Regions from separate parts of the Mus musculus genome. Here region 1 is linked to region 2. Evidence: chromatin loops called from intact Hi-C (ENCODE). Cell type or tissue: left cerebral cortex. All regions are shown on one strand. Region 1 overlaps Gm30453 (a long non-coding RNA gene). Region 2 has its middle 6.7 kb from the start of Pafah2.

Evidence for each region. Peaks named below come from ENCODE experiments on the same cell type or tissue, not always from the same donor. Only the 100,000 strongest peaks of a DNase experiment are listed, where the experiment ranks them.
Region 1: a loop joins it to region 2, with 2.9 times the contacts of the local background. A loop is called at or near these places in 5 of 42 quality-filtered maps.

The regions. Positions count from the first base shown.
Region 1 is chr4:134,443,849-134,446,348 of GRCm38, forward strand. All of the region lies in intron 1 of Gm30453 (a long non-coding RNA gene), which reads right to left. Among named protein-coding and RNA genes, the nearest start is that of Gm30453, 3.2 kb to the right of the region's middle. In left cerebral cortex, no CTCF peak of the experiment used is centred here; DNase peaks (open chromatin) are centred at 1,280, 1,606 and 2,438; H3K27ac peaks cover 2,373 bases.
Region 2 is chr4:134,394,956-134,397,455 of GRCm38, forward strand. It overlaps a transcript of Pafah2 not described here. Among named protein-coding and RNA genes, the nearest start is that of Pafah2, 6.7 kb to the right of the region's middle. In left cerebral cortex, CTCF peaks have their summits at 1,189 (motif pointing right) and 2,445; DNase peaks (open chromatin) are centred at 1,287 and 2,391; H3K4me3 peaks cover 1,277 bases; H3K27ac peaks cover 1,738 bases.

The sequences.
Region 1 (2,500 bases), 49 kb after region 2:
CTGACTCTCGCTAACTGGACTGCTGGCGTATCTGTAAAGTGTTTGTGAGTGGATCAAGCTGCCCCTGCTGACCTGTGAACTGAACGGCTGATTTCCAGACAACAAAGATGGGAGTTGCTCCAAAGAACCTTCCCCCACTCCCCATAGCCTTTCTTTTCCACTACCTCTGGTGGGTGGTGGGCTCAAAAGGAGGTTAAAGGGTTTAAGAACCATCATTAAAAATAGGTTTTGAAAAAATTAAAGTTATACTTCCTCCTACAAGGTCACACCTCCTCATCTTCAAAGTATCGCCACTCCTTGGTAAGTATTCAAATATATGAGTCTATGTGTGCCTTTTTTACACCAATACATGGAAGGTTGAGGCTGGAGGATTGTGTGAGTTTGAGGCCAGTCTGGGCTACAGAATGACACCTTGTCTCAAAACACAAATCGTCAAAGAACCCACTCCATCCAAGGACATAACAAGTGAAGGAGGGGCAGGTATCCTGAGGGCTGGGGACGGGATATCTTGTGCTAAATCAGTCAGAGAGGCCTTGGTGTAACAGTTAAACCAGTCTCTATGGAACAGAGAAAGCCTGGGTTTGGGAGTTAGCCAGGCCTGTGTTCAAATCCTGCCTCTGTACTATTTGTTTTGTTTTGGGCTTATTTCTTTCTTCTGTTTGTTGTTGTTATTGTTTTGTTTTGTGAGACAGGGTTTCTCTGTGTAGCCCTGGCTGTCCTGGAACTCTCTCTATAGACCAGGCTTGCTTTGAACTCACAGAAATGGCAGCCTCTGTCTCCTGAGTGCTGGGATTAAGGGCATGTGCCACCGCCAGCCCACTTGTTTTAAGTTAAGTGTATTTATTTATTTATTTATTTATTTATTTATTTATTTATTTATTTATATATGTGGGCGCATAGGTGCCGTGGTATGAGTGTGTAGGCTGGAGGACAACTTGGCGGAGTAAGTTCTCTCCTCCCATCATGGAGGTGCCAGGCACTGAACTCTGGCTGTCAGACTTGGCGGCAAGCCCGTTCACCTGTAAGCCATCCCATTGCCCCCAGGGTTCATTTTTGAAGACCATATTTCTCTCTCCTCCTTGCCTAATAAAGGAGTGGTCTTAAATCCACCGATGTCAAAAAAAAAAAAAAAACCCTGGATTGCTTCAACACTTGATCTATTTTCATCTCTCCACCGCTTGCTTAAAATAAGGAGCTCATTGCTATTCTGCCCACGGCTGCATCTAACTCCGAACTGGACTGGGAATTGAATTCATTTCTCTCTCTTTTGCTAAATACCATTTTTATCTTGGCTCAGTCCGTGAATCTTTAGATGATAGCATCTGCTTTCAGCAGTCCATGCCTGGGCCTAAAGGAACAAGTGATAAAGGACCCCTCCCTAACTCCAAATGACCTGTCTGTCTTCGGGGGAAGAGTCTCCCACACACAGAGCAGCCGTCCTCCAAGCTGCCTTGATCCTCCCTCTCCTCTCCTCTCCTCTCCTCTCCTCTCCTCTCCTCTCCTCTCCTCTCCTCTCCTCTCCTCTCCTCTCCTCTCCTCTCCTCTCCTCTCCTCTCCTCTCCTCTCCTCTCCTCTTCTCTCCTGCTCCCCCCTCCTCCTCTTCCTCGTCTCACATTTTTCATTCCTGGGTGACAGATGGGAGCCTTCAGACTTTCGACACTCCCCAAACTTCAAACTCTCTCTCTTTGAAAGAAGAAAATGAGGGAATGGTGAGGGTAATCTTCTCCAATGGCAGTCTCCTACCTGCACATTAAGAGACTCCTAGGCCTTTAATCCCAGCATTAGGGAGGCAGAGGCAGACAGACCACTGTGAGTTCAAGGTCAGCTAAGGCTGCCTAATGACTGTCCCAAAGAAACAAAAACAAAAAGCAGGGGTGGGGTGGGGTGGGGTGGGGGAGATGACTCAGGCTAAGGTGGTTTCATAGCAACTGTGAAGACCTGAGTTTGATGCCCAGAAACCAGGGGTGATGATGTGTGCCCACAAGCCTTAGGACTGGTGGTGAGACATGGATCCTGGGCTACAGTCAGCTTGGCCTACTCTGAAAGTTCCAGACCAGTGAGAAGCTCTCAAAACTCAGGTGCCTAAGGGACACCTGAGGACACGTGCATGCACAGGCAGAGAGGGGGTTAGTGCTAGGCCCTGGGGCTCCCTGGCAGGGGCCAGAGAGGAGGCTCTTGATTCCCAAAAGGAATGTTGTCCTGCTTTATCGTCAGGCTGAAGTTCTTGCTTTCTCAGCTCTAATCTCCTCTCCTAGCCCTCTGTCCTCCCACAGACCCCTTCTCTTCACCCCCATGCCTGTCCTCAGCATCCTGGGGTGCTGTCCTGGGATCAGCACCAGTGTCATCATTTCATAAGCAAATGAGTCCCCCCACACACACCCCCACTCACACAGAGGGAGTCATCAGGCCAGGGCCACTTTAGGATGCCAGGCTCCCCCGAGGACAGCTGGGGGCCGGAGGTGTCTTTCAACTGCCTCGTTATGTTATTTTAATCATTATG
Region 2 (2,500 bases):
GGCCAGGAGTAGAGAGCCCGGCAGGCAGGGAAGAGCACTTCAGGAGTGGCATGAACAATGAAAACCAGAGGCGCCTTCAGCTTGCTGATGTGTTTCTTGTATGTTAGCTGGGGTCTGGCCAGTGTAGAGGGGGCGGGGACTCCTGTCCGGAGGTCCAGTGAACAGCACACAGGTTGTGTTGTGGACTCTTAAATGCCAGGATAAGCAATGGGGACCTCATTCATTAGGATTTCAGGTGTGTGTGTGTGCGCGTGTGAGCGTGTGCGTATGTGTGTGTGTTGGTATTTTGACAGAGTCTCACTCTGTAGTCTAGGCCCAGCTTCTGTGTTCTGAACACTGGGGCAACAGACATGTACCCCAACACCCATGGGGTGTTTTTGAGCGTCATCCAGGCTTTGTTGACATTTGTAGGACCTCCTAGTCTGGCCCTCATCTCCTGTGTTAAGAGTGAATCCACAGGGGCTAGAGAGATGGCTCAGCGGTTAAGAGCACTGACTGCTCTTCCAGAAGTCCTGAGTTCAATTCCCAGCAACTACATGGTGGCTCACAAACCATCTGTAATGAGATCTGACGCCCTCTTCTGGTGTGCATGAAGATAGAGACTATGTACTCATATACATTAAATAAATAAATTTCAAAAGAAAAAGAGTGAATCCACTATCTTCCACCTGAGATCTCCCTGTACTACTAATTAGCATTTCTTCCTTTAAGCATTTTGAGACACAGCTCCCTTTCCCTAGCGTGAGAAGCCACTTGCTGTGGTTCGCCCCCTCCCTTTTCTGAATTCTGCTAGATTGTGAATTCTGTTAACCCTAGAGGCAATATCTTGTTCATCAGTGTATCTCCAAAAACCAAGCGCTGGTCACTCAAATGCAAGTGAATAGGGGGAGAAGAGTTCAGTTGTGAATGGACCCCCTCAGCTTCGTCACCAGAGAACAATGGAAAACCCAAGGTGTCACCAGGGGGCGGCTTGATGTGTCCTCGACAATCAGTCTCATTTTCACAGAAAAAAAAATGTCTACAGAAATGGGAAACAACCTCTCATCTCCAATCTCCCTGAGAACAAAGTGAAGCCGAGTATGTTTCCAGGCACGCCTGGGAACTATCTGAGGACCGGTGAGGCGGAGGGTTACTTTTCAGTACTATAACCCTCCGCTCGAGGCGTGTCACCGCGGCTGCCGCTTCTCCGACACCAGGGGGCGTAATCTTACTGCATCCCTGGTCTTGGCTGCTTTCACACCGCCCCAAGATGTAGCTAGGAAACCTGGGAATTGTAGTGCTATGGATGACAAGGAGCCATGCTGCATCCTGGGACTTGTAGTGATAACACTTAGAAGCAGGAGATGAGTTTAAGTTCGCACGTTAAGTGAAAGAACTACTACTCCCAGAAGGCCACGGGCTCCTGGGCGGTGTCGGGTTTTAGTCGAGTAACCCTTCTGAGGTTACTTTTCAATGATCAGCGTGACTGGGTAAGTTTGATTGACCGAAGCTCCAATTCTTAACTGAGCTCTCCAAAGACTTTTTCATCTTCCAGCGTGGGCCCTCTTTGTGTCTCAGTGCCAGAATCTGCGCGTTAATCTTTGCTCTTCATCGTCTCTGTTTCCTATTCAGATCAGTCCTGTCAGAATCCACCCCGCACCTAAGCCCTTTCAGGGTCATCGAGGACTGTCACTCCCTCACCTGAGATTCCTGCCCTGACCCTGCCTCACTTCCCTGGGAGAGGGCAGCTTTGTGCCCTTCACACTGCGCTCCACTCTTCGCTGTCCTGTTTTACATACTGGTGGAGGAAGACACCCAAATTCTTCCTCGCAGTACTGTGAACTTGAAGTGCAGCAAAGAACTCTGCCTCACTCTCCCTGACCTTGGGCGAATAACACAGGCTCTCTGGGACACACTCCTCCTCCTCCTCCTCCTCCTCCTCCTCCTCCTCCTCCTGCTCCTGCTCCTTCCCCCTCCTCCTCCTCCTCCTTCCCCCTCCTCCTCCTCCCCCATCCCCCTTTCCTCTTCTTCCTCTTCCTCGTCTCCTTTTCACTTTTCCTCCTCCTCCTCTTCTTCCTGTTCCTCCTCCTCTTCTCCTCTTCCTTCTCTTCCTTCTCCTCTTTTCCTGTTCCTCCTCCTCCTCTTCTTTTATATTTCCGTGTATGAAAGTACTTTGTAAACTGTAAGGCCTCCAAAACCAACAGAGGTTCTCTTTGTGCCATTTGTTGCTGCCCTAGAACCTTCCTATCAGGTGGCTTTTCTAGTTTTACCGCCTCGTTGCTCAATCCCGTCCCTGGAGTTCTTGGTGTCCTCATCTAAAACCAGGTTATTTCTTCACTTCCTCCAAAGTCCAAAGATCAAATAGGCCCCAAGCCCACAGCCTGCAGAGAGCTTTGTCTGAAAGGAATCCCAAGAGGGGTGCTTGCCCTGGACTCTGGCCACAGGGCTGGCAGAGGGACAGAGCTGCTCGCTAGGGGCAGGAATGCAGCAGCCTAGCGTGCTCCGATGAAAGCCCTGTTTT